2 separate regions of the Homo sapiens genome follow, and region 2 is linked to region 1. Evidence: chromatin contacts called from ENCODE Hi-C or POLR2A ChIA-PET data. All regions are on one chromosome and are shown on one strand. Each heading gives the region's core, a stretch centred on a gene start or an enhancer-like site at or near the end of the contact. The rest is flanking DNA. Distances are from core to core; before and after follow the strand shown. Region 1 overlaps DENND2C (DENN domain containing 2C). Region 2 overlaps TSPAN2 (tetraspanin 2).

Region 1 (4,899 bases), core at 987-3,486:
TTGTATGCCTGCCTTTTTAAAAAAGCTTAATTAATGTACTTCAGAGCTCTTTCAGTATCAACACATAGAGATCCACATAGCTGTACTGTATTTCATTGCATAGATGTAAAATTTTATTTAGCTAGTAGACAGTTTAGTTGTTTCTAACCTTTTATTTAACCTGTGGATATTTAAAAGTGTGTGTGTCTACATAAAAATCTTCAAACAATGCTGCAAATGCATCTTTTACTTATATTTCTATATAAGACTATTTTTGTAGAATAAGTTCCTAGCAGTGAGCTTAATCAAAGAACATATGGATTTAAAATGTTGGCCAGGCATGGTGGCTCACACCTGTAACTCCAGCACTTTGGGAGGCTGAGGCGGGTGGATCACTTGACCCCAGGAGTTTGAGACTAGCCTGGGCAACATGACGAAACCCCGTCTCTACAAAAAATACAAAAATTAGCTGGGTGGCTGGGTGCGGTGGCTCATGCCTATAATCCCAGCACTTTGGGAGGCCAAGATGGGCAGATCACGAGGTCAGGAATTCAAGACCAGCCTGACCAACACGGTGAAACCCTGTCTCTACTAAAAATATAAAAATTAGCCCAGTGTGGCGGCACACGCCTGTAATCCCAGCTACTCAGGAGGCTGAGGCAGGAGAACTGCTTGAACCCTGGAGGTGGAGGTTGTAGTGAGCCGAGATTGTGCCACTGCACTCCAGCCTGGGCGACAGAGTGAGACTCTGTCTCAAAAAAAAAAAAAAAAATTAGCTGGGTGTGGTGGCACACGCCTGTAGTCCCAGCCTACTCTGGAAGCTGAGGTAGGGGGGATCAGTTGAGTCCGGGAGGCAGAGGTTGCAGTGAGCCAAGATTGTGCCACTGCACTGTAGCCTGTGCAGCAGAGTGAGACCCTGTCTCAAAAAAAAAAAAAAAAAATTTATAACTGCTGCCAAATTGTCCCACAAACAGATTGTAACAGCTTGTTTCTACAAACATCATTTGAAAATACCTCTTTCCCCATAATCTTCATCAATAAATACTATGCTTTATTAAAGCTTTTTATGGCAATATCATGGTTGAAAATGTATGTCTTGTTTATTGTTTTAATTTACATTTATTTCGTTATGAATTTGGGCAGTTTTCATGTTTATCAACAACTTATAAATCTTTTTCTATGAATTGCCTATTCCCACCCTTTATTCCTTTTTCTGTTGTGCTTTTTCTTCTTGATTTGTAACAGTTCTTTGAATATTAAGAAACTTAGCCTTGTGTCTGCAATGTGTTTACAAATATTTTCCCAGTTTATTGTTCACTTTTTGAGTTTAATACTGATTTTTAAATTAGATACAAGTTTATATAATCAAATTTCACTTATGACTTCTAGGCCTTATTTTTTCCCTTTCTTTGTATTTCTATTTTGCTTTAACTTTTCAAACTTAATCTAGAAATGTTTTATTTTAAAAGCTGCTTTGTGTGTGTGTGTGTGTGTGTGTGTGTGTGTGTGTGTGTTGCCTGTGCTCTCAGAATTATACAAAAACACTCCCTTGGGAAAACAAGATAGCCCCTTGTCCCCAAAATACTTAAAATCGGATTGGGGAAAGTAAGAATAGTTCAAAGCAGTATGAGTACTGTGAGAATTTGGAGTAAAGATCCATATGGACTAGAAGTAGTTTAGAGGCACTTAGAGGCACCATAGAAGAGGTAGGCTGACTTGGTAATATCTCTCTCCTAGTTCTCATGTTTTCCTGTTATTCTAAATTTATAGTCTGGTTGGTGTTTAGATTCTTGTTTAGCCCTGTTGGTGTTTGCCTTTGATACTCTATTTGGAATATACAAACAACTATGTGGATATAGAAATAGAATCCACTCTGAACTAGACTCTTAAAACTGGTCTGAAATGCAATTAGTTTCTAGAATTAGGGATGAGAGGGGAGCCGAGGAGTGAAGTAGGGTATGGGAAGAAGATGTAGTAGAGGAGTTTCCTCTTTGAGCTTTTTACTCTCTTTTGGTAACTATCCCAACTTGATACAACCAAGTGGTTTGGAGAAAGGCTCAGCAGCTTTATTATTCCTTACTCCAAGTCCCCAGGTTTGTGGGTTTACATTGTTCTCATCCTCATGTACTTCCTACTGTTGGACAATACAAATGGAAACTCCTTCTCTCTTTTCAGGTGAAACCAGTGGGAACGAAAGTGATGCCGAGTATCTGCCAAAGAGTGAGTGAGTCAATGGGGCTGCTCCCGTTGTTGTGATGATCATGGGTTAGGTGGAGTGGCACCTACCTTTGTGACTAAGCATGTTTTTTCCCACATGAAGTTCCATTTTGTAGATGATTTCCTTATTTTCAGAGCCTGTTGAGGTTTGGAGAATTAAACAGTCAGAATTAAACACTGTCAGATGTTTGACAGCATTTAAAGTCTCCCATAGTGGAGTGAGGCAAAACAGTATGGTTCTTATGATGGAATATTCTTAGGGGAGCGGCAGAGAGCTGCATGTCCAGACATATATGCAGTAGTTTCCTGGCAGCCAAAACAGAGTGTGTGAATCATCCTCTGAGCAGTAAATATCTGATTTTTTTTTTTTTTTTTTGAGACGGAGTCTCCCTCTGTCACTCAGGCTGGAGTGCAGTGGCGCAAGCTCGGCTCACTGCAACCTCTGCCTCCCGGGTTCAGGCAATTCTCCTGCCTCAGCCTCCTGAGTAGCTGGGATTATAGGCATGTGCCACCACGCCAAGCTAATTTTTGTATTTTTAGTAGAGATGGGGTTTCACCATATTGGTCAAGCTGGTCTCGAACTCCTGACCTCGTTGATCTGCCTGCCTTGGCCTCCCAAAGTGCTGGGATTACAGGCGTGAGCCACCGCACCCAGCCAAATGTCTGATTTTTTATAGCCACTCAAGTGTAATTATTTAAGTAACTTTGATATCTCTGACATTGAAAAAGGAAATATCTATTTGTTATTTATAGGCATTTATATTCCAGATTATTGTGCTGTTTACTTTCTAGTAGAATATAGAATGCACCATGCATTTCTGACTCTCTTTGTCCAAGCACTTCATGGTGCCTTCATCCTTCATCTAACGATGATGCTTTCTAGTTATCACAGCAAGTTATCTACTTCCTATTTAAGTGACTGTCATACTAAGCCATGGAAAAAGTAGAAGACATGCATTATCAAAGCTGAGTACAGGGCAGTTCCAGTTCCTAATCTGACACCCTAATTTTATGATTAATAGTCTTGTGCTCCCTCCACTGGCCTGAATTGCTTTAGGTGTTTGATTCTGTAGCCTGACTGAAGGTGAAATTTAATAATCATCAGGTTCAGCCTAGATGTGTGAAGATGACTAATTTAGGGCTGTTACTACTGAGAAACAGGACCTAAAATTTTCTTGACTTGAACTCAGCCCTTTGAGGTAAGTAAAGCTTTGACTAGAGCACTGAATGTACTGGATAATTCCGGGGAGCCATTCCAGGATGCATTTTTTAAAAATGCTCTTAATATTTTGATCTATAGTATAACTTCTTTTGGGACAGAATGCATTGTATCAAAAAGAAAGGAAAGACAATTAGAGGTTGAGTCTATCAGTGGCTCGGAATTATACATAAGCAAATCACTGGGACGTGTAGACTATTTTTTCTGCAAGTCCACAGTTTCCTTCAGTGGGGACCACCCCAGATTGCTCAAAATTTAGAGATAAATGAGAATAGAGGATAGATGCTATCCAGTTTTAATTGGTATTGCTATGACTGTTTAAATAGTATGCTTCCATAATTTTATTCTTTTAAGAAAGTCAGCTAATGGATGTCTTCTTCCACTTAATTTTTTTCTCTTGTGTGTAGCACCATTTACTGATACAAGTATATATTCATTGTTAGTAATATGTGGCAAGGAGAGAAGGGAACTGGACAGTTTCTTCAATGTGAGGAAAATTTTTATTTTAATTTATCAAACTCCCCCTTTCTGTACTTAGGACTGAATTATTTTATCAGATCTCTGCCCCCTGCCCCGTGCCACCTGGCACCCTGTGATTTCATGGCATTCCCAGCAGTAGCATCTGTTGTCAGTCTAGCGCTTTTTCGTGACATTTTCCATGTGTCCTGGTTTGATGCCATGAAAGATGGGATAGCATAGATTATTTGTTGGGACATACATAAGTATTGGTTGGGACATGGAATGTCAGTCCCACTGCTGGCCAGAAGTGGAGTGAGGCCCCTGCACACTTGTGAGGGTCTGCACTTCTTCCCCCTAGTATGTCACAGCCTTAACAGGTATGTCTATGTGGCAGATGCTGGTTATTCAACATTCATTCAGCAGTGACTGTGTGAAGATTAATCCTATGTGGGTCATGACCTCTGGATGCTGAAAGGAAGGTAGGGCTACAGAGAAAAAAACATTTCTCCATGATTTCATTACAGATCGCCATAAACGCTTAGCACAACTGCAACCGTCTTCCAAGAGGAATCCTCACTACCAGACCTTGGAGCGGGATCTTATTGAATTACAGGAGCAGCAGCTGTTTGAACTTTTTGTGGTGGTGTCTCTACAGAAGAAACCATCAGGAATAAGCTATATTCCCCAGGTCATACAACAATTCCCTGGCAAGGTAGGCACAAGGAGGCCAAGAGGCATTCAGGAATGTTCCTGTGTCTCTGTGTACATGTATTTCCTGTCCTCTTGGTTTTTGTTATCTCAACAAGTTTTTACCAATACTGTTCTTGTGGTAGGATCTGGTGGCTTTGAAAACATCTTATGTTAGGTATGAGCTGCAACCCAGCAAAACAAAGCAAAACAAAACAAGCTCATTTTCCTAGTTAGTTTTTTAAATTTTTGGCTCTGCCATTTAATAATCTTTAACAAGTTACAAAACCTTAGTTTTCTCATCCTTAAGGAGGGGAATAATAAATGTGACAGAATAG
Region 2 (4,899 bases), core at 1,497-3,996, 450 kb before region 1:
GAACAGGTGGTGTTTGGTTACATGAGTAAGTTCTCTAGTGGGGATTTCTGAGATTTTGGTGCACCCATCACCCGAGCAGTGTACACTGTACCCAATGTGCAGTCTTTTATCCCTCACCTCACTCCTACCCTTTCCCCTGAGTCCCCAAAGTCCATTGTATCATTCTTATGAGAAAGGCAGTGTTTTTCAAAGGTGTGGAAGAGGAGATTTTCCTTGATGAAAGGAGAATGTTTGAAACTTCCCACCCAGAAGTCCTTCATTTTTCCTTGTATTTCTTCAGGCTATCCGACATGTTCAGACCATGTATGAAGAGGCTTACAATGATTACCTTAAAGACAGGGGAAAAGGCAATGGGACACTCATCACCTTCCACTCAACAGTGAGTAACTTCACTTCTTCCTTAAAATCACAGCTTCTAAAGATTATGTGTGAGCCAGGTTCTCACCAATCACCAGGATTAAAAATAAAAATAAATTCAGTAAAGCCAAGTAGCACCACCTATTTTAGCCCTTTTGAGGGCCACAGTTTGCATTATGTGTGGAACCCTAGAAGGGAAAGATGTCTATCACACAGAGTTCACAAGAGAGACAGAAGAGCATGAACCCAAAAGACACATGCCCCAAAGAGACAAAAGAGCACAAACAAGGTTACAGAGAAAGGAGCCCAGATAAATAGCAGGCTTTGTCAGAGGGTAGCATTGTGGTGTAACAGAAACAAGTGTGACCTGTAAGTCAGAAAAGCTAATTTCTAGCTGCAGCTCTACCATTCAACAGCCTTGTGACCTTGAGCAAGTTACTTGGCCTCCCTGATACCCACGCAGCTCCCTCATTTGTAGAATGAAGGGTCACAGGAGATGGCTACACTCCCTTCTGGAACATTCAGTGGGACTGTGCTGTCCGTGGAGTGCTCAGAGCTACATGCAGTTAATCACAGAAGGCTTACAGAGGAGATGGGCCAGGCCAGAGTTATTCTGATTTTTTAGACACTGTGATATGAAGAAGTAGCTGTGAATTCCTGGGCCAGGTGTTTTCAGGTACCTAGTTCTTGTCTAGGACAAGTATGTCTTGGAAAGTGGCCACCATTTATACATTTATACGGTTTCACCTCAGCTGCCGCCAGGACCTGAAGCAGCACACAGGTTCTTTTGTCTTAAAGGGCCAGCTAGCCTAAGCAGGACACCTGTTTGCTGGCCAATCTTCAAATCTGGTCTTTTGGACCCTGGAATTTCCTGCAGCCACTTCTCCCCTCTTCCCCAGACTATTCCCAGCTAATGAGTCCTTCTGCAGCTCATAAAACTTGAGCTCCTCAGCAGGTTAAATGACTCCCAGTCTGAAAGAAGGAATCTAAAGCCCCAACCCCTTTCTAAAAAGTAGCAATTTACACAGACACTGTCAATTAGCTTCTTGCCTTGTTTGGGTTGCCTTGAGTCACTTCCCATCATAAACTCAGATGGCTTTAGCGAAGTCATTTTCTTGTTTTGCCAGCATGATTATGTGATTCTTCACTCTCCTTCCAGAAATAGCAGTCTGGGTTGCAGTGACTGGGCCTCGGAGCTGCTTTGCCGCCTCGGCACCCCAGTCCTTAGCAGGGTGCCCAGACTTGTAGCTGCTACTCCTCCCGCCTGGTCCTGAAGTCTCTTTTCTGACTCTCTAGTTTCAGTGCTGTGGAAAAGAAAGCTCCGAACAGGTCCAACCTACATGCCCAAAGGAGCTTCTAGGACACAAGGTAAGCTTCTACCAAGGTTCTTACTCTACCTGTAGTATCATGCTGCTAGCTTAGGAAGCCATTGAAGGTAGAATCTCGGATGGGATCTGCATTTTACTGAATTTGCTCTAGTGGCAGCATAGAGGATTGATGGAAAATGAATAGCGTTGAGCTGAGAGACCCATTGGGAAGGCTGCTGTCCTTGTTGTTAGCAAGAGATGTTAAAGAGGGCCCTTTAGAAAGTGACAACTACAGGAGTGGTGACCAGAGAAGAGAGGAGAATCCATTACTGGGTTTTTGGCTTCACCACCTACATAGATGATGGTGTCATTTATGGAGCTGAGGGAGAGAGGAAAAGGAGCCAATTGTGGAGAAAAGAAAATGAGCTTTGTGTTTAACATGGTGATTTTGAGGAGCCAGTGGCACTTCCAAATGGAAATATCCAGTAGGCAGTTGGAAAATCTGGTTTGTGGCTCAGGAGAGAGGTCTGAGTGTCAGCACTTGATGGGAAACTTAAAGCTATAAATACGGATTTGATCCATTAGACTTGGAAGAAAAGAAGGATGAGGATAGATCCTTGGGGGACAATTTAAGGGTGGGCAAAAGAAGAGATGCCAAAGAAGGAAACTGGGAGGGGCGGCCAGACACAAGTGAGGAGACAGCACGGGAAGGGGAGGGAATGGTCACCAGGCCCAGGTGCTGCTGTTGAGGGCAATTCAGTATTGATCAGCTGCCTACCTTATGTTCGGCACTGTGGATGCAAAGGAGAAGGAGAAAAAGTTCCTACTCACAAGGAGCTTGCATTGCAGTCTGATAGGAGGGATGAACATGAAGTCCATACGGTCCAGTGATTAGGAATGCATGGAATGTGCAACGTGCTCGGAAAGCACAGAGGGAAACGCACTTAGGAGAGGCGAGAGGCTGGGGGATGGGGAAGGCTGACAGAGGTAATGATGTCTCAGCTAAATCTTCAAGAATGGAAAGTAATTATGCAAGCATTGGGCAGAAAGCGGGAGGGGGAGGCCTGCGTGCCGAGAGACCAGCGTAAGCAACAACACAGAGGCAGAAATGACATGGTTTGTGTGGGGAACTGAAAGCCTAAGAAGGTCTACTAATAACTGCTGAAAAGCTGGCAGGATTTAGCATGCAAGGAACCAACTGGTGACGTGCTGTGAGGGATGGATTGAGGACAGAGCCCAGGTTTCAGAGAGCGAGATGTGAGGAGAGAGAGCATCCTTTCAAGAAGTTTCGATTTGAGCCAAGGACACAGAAAGAAAGTTTACAAAAGTCAAAGTCCAAATTACCATTAAACATATAGAAAATATAGAAAATTAAAAGTAATATTTAAAATCAATAGCAAATTAAAATGAAGAGATGCTGTTGTTTAATCTATGAAATTGACCAAGTGTTTTTCCTTTCCCTTAACAATAATACACAGTTTTGGTAAACGTGATGTCGTGAGCATTTTCAGAGAAATTAGTAAATAGTTTTAAAGGTCAGTATGACTATGTAAGACTAGAGGATTAAGTATGTTTATGCCCTTCTATCCAGAAATTCCACTTCTCGGAGTTTATTCTAAGGAAAAGGAATCAGAAATGCAGACAGACGTTTTTGTGCAAATCATGCTCATTACATGTTATTCATAAGAACAAAACACTGGACAGACCCTTAATATGTGGCAATAGGGGATTGTTTGGATAAATTGTAGTATATTCATATGATGAAATGTTTTACCACCATTAAGAATCATGATTTCACCTGTAATCCTAGCACTTAGGGAGGCAGAGGCAGGCAGATTGCCTGAGCTCAGGAGTTTAAGACCACCCTGGGCAACATGGTGAAATCCCGTCTACTAAAAATACAAAAATTAGCCAGGCGTGGTGGCATGTGCCTGTGATCCCAGCTACTCAGAAAGCTGAGGCAGGAGAATCACTTGAACCTGGGAGGCAGAGGTTGCAGTGAGCCGAGATCGCGCCACTGCACTACAGCCTGGGTGAGAGAGCGAGACTCTGTCTCCAAAAAAAAAAATAATCATCATAATCATGATTTCAAAGAAATTTTTAGTGAAACAAGGCATTTTTAAAGTTGTAATATTAAGTTTAAAAAGCTCACTGTTGAATATAAAGAATGACCTAAGGGTGTAGGTGTGTTTGTGTGTGTAAGTATCACCAACAAATTTATTACCTTTTATGGTGAGAATACAGACATTTCTTTTTAAAAAAAAAAAAATCTCTTTTCCAGATTTCTACAAGAAGCATGTATTCCTTTTGTGACTAAAGCCAATATACCTTTTGTACATTTGTTTTTTACAAAAAGAAGCTGGCAATGAAGGGAAGGAGGGCCTAATGGCAGAACTAGAGGAGGACAGTCTCGAGTGTTGTTTTGTTTGTTTTGATTGAAGAACTGAGCATGGTGATAGGATAAGTAGAAATGTCAATGGATAAGGAGAGGCTGAATGTATAGGAAGGAAAAAAAGTAACTGGCAGTGCAGGCTTCCTGAGGAGCTGAAAGACCCAAAGCAGGATATGAAGTTAACTGTCTTTTATTATTATTTATTTATTTATTTATTTTGAGACAGAGTCTCACTCTGTTGCCCAGGCTGGAGTGTAGTGGCATGATCTCGGCTCACTGCAACCTCCACCTCCCAGGTTCAAGTGATCCTCCTGCCTCAGCCCCGCTAGTAGCTGGGATTACAGGTAGGTGCCACCATGCCCGGCTAATTTTTTTATTTTCAGTAGAGACGGGGTTTCACCATGTTGGCCAGGCTGGTCTCGATCTCCTGACCTTAGGTGATCCACGCATCTCGGCCTCCCAAGTGCTGGGATTACAGGCTTGAGCCACCGCGCCCAGCCATGAGGTTAACTTTCAACAGAGAAGGGCACCTCTTTGGCTCTGATCAGAGAAAAAGGAGTCAGGAGTGTGCTTGCTACCTACAGCAATGCCTGGCACTGAAGGAAGGGAGCATCTAAGTGTATAGGAGAAGGAGAGGAAGAGTGAAAGAATTGCTATAGGTTGACTCTCATTTTTTCCACTAAGTAAGGGAGCCACTCCTTAGAAGAGTAGTTTTCAAACTTTTGTCAGAATGCATTATAGGTATCTCTTGTGGATCTGTGTCCTCTAAACTGTGAATTCCCAGAAAGCAGGAGAAACCATATCCTATTGTCTCTGCATCTACCACCCCTCTTCCAGTGACTA

Evidence for each region. Hi-C counts contacts between places; a loop is a spot of excess contacts on that map. ChIA-PET counts read pairs that join two places held with the same protein, here RNA polymerase II (POLR2A). Pooled maps may share reads with other maps.
Region 2: a map with no recorded cell type shows a loop between it and region 1 (2.7-fold over the local background). The contact joins two enhancer-like sites. A Hi-C loop is called at or near these places in 2 of 37 single-sample maps with no recorded cell type and 5 of 50 pooled maps. POLR2A ChIA-PET finds 5 or more read pairs at or near these places in 2 of 52 experiments (H1 and Panc1).

What each region holds. Positions count from the first base shown.
Region 1 is chr1:114,608,373-114,613,271 of GRCh38, reverse strand. It overlaps DENND2C (DENN domain containing 2C), which reads left to right. Exons shown (of 21, transcript NM_001256404.2): 9 at 2,155-2,199; 10 at 4,399-4,586. Among named protein-coding and RNA genes, the nearest start is that of BCAS2, 29 kb to the right of the region's middle. Within about 2 kb of position 2,236, at least 2 of the 41 ENCODE cell types and tissues checked have a DNase peak (open chromatin) inside an H3K27ac peak, as active enhancers do.
Region 2 is chr1:115,054,363-115,059,261 of GRCh38, reverse strand. It overlaps TSPAN2 (tetraspanin 2), which reads left to right. Exons shown (of 8, transcript NM_005725.6): 5 at 281-379; 6 at 1,654-1,725. Among named protein-coding and RNA genes, the nearest start is that of TSHB, 27 kb to the right of the region's middle. Within about 2 kb of position 2,746, at least 6 of the 41 ENCODE cell types and tissues checked have a DNase peak (open chromatin) inside an H3K27ac peak, as active enhancers do.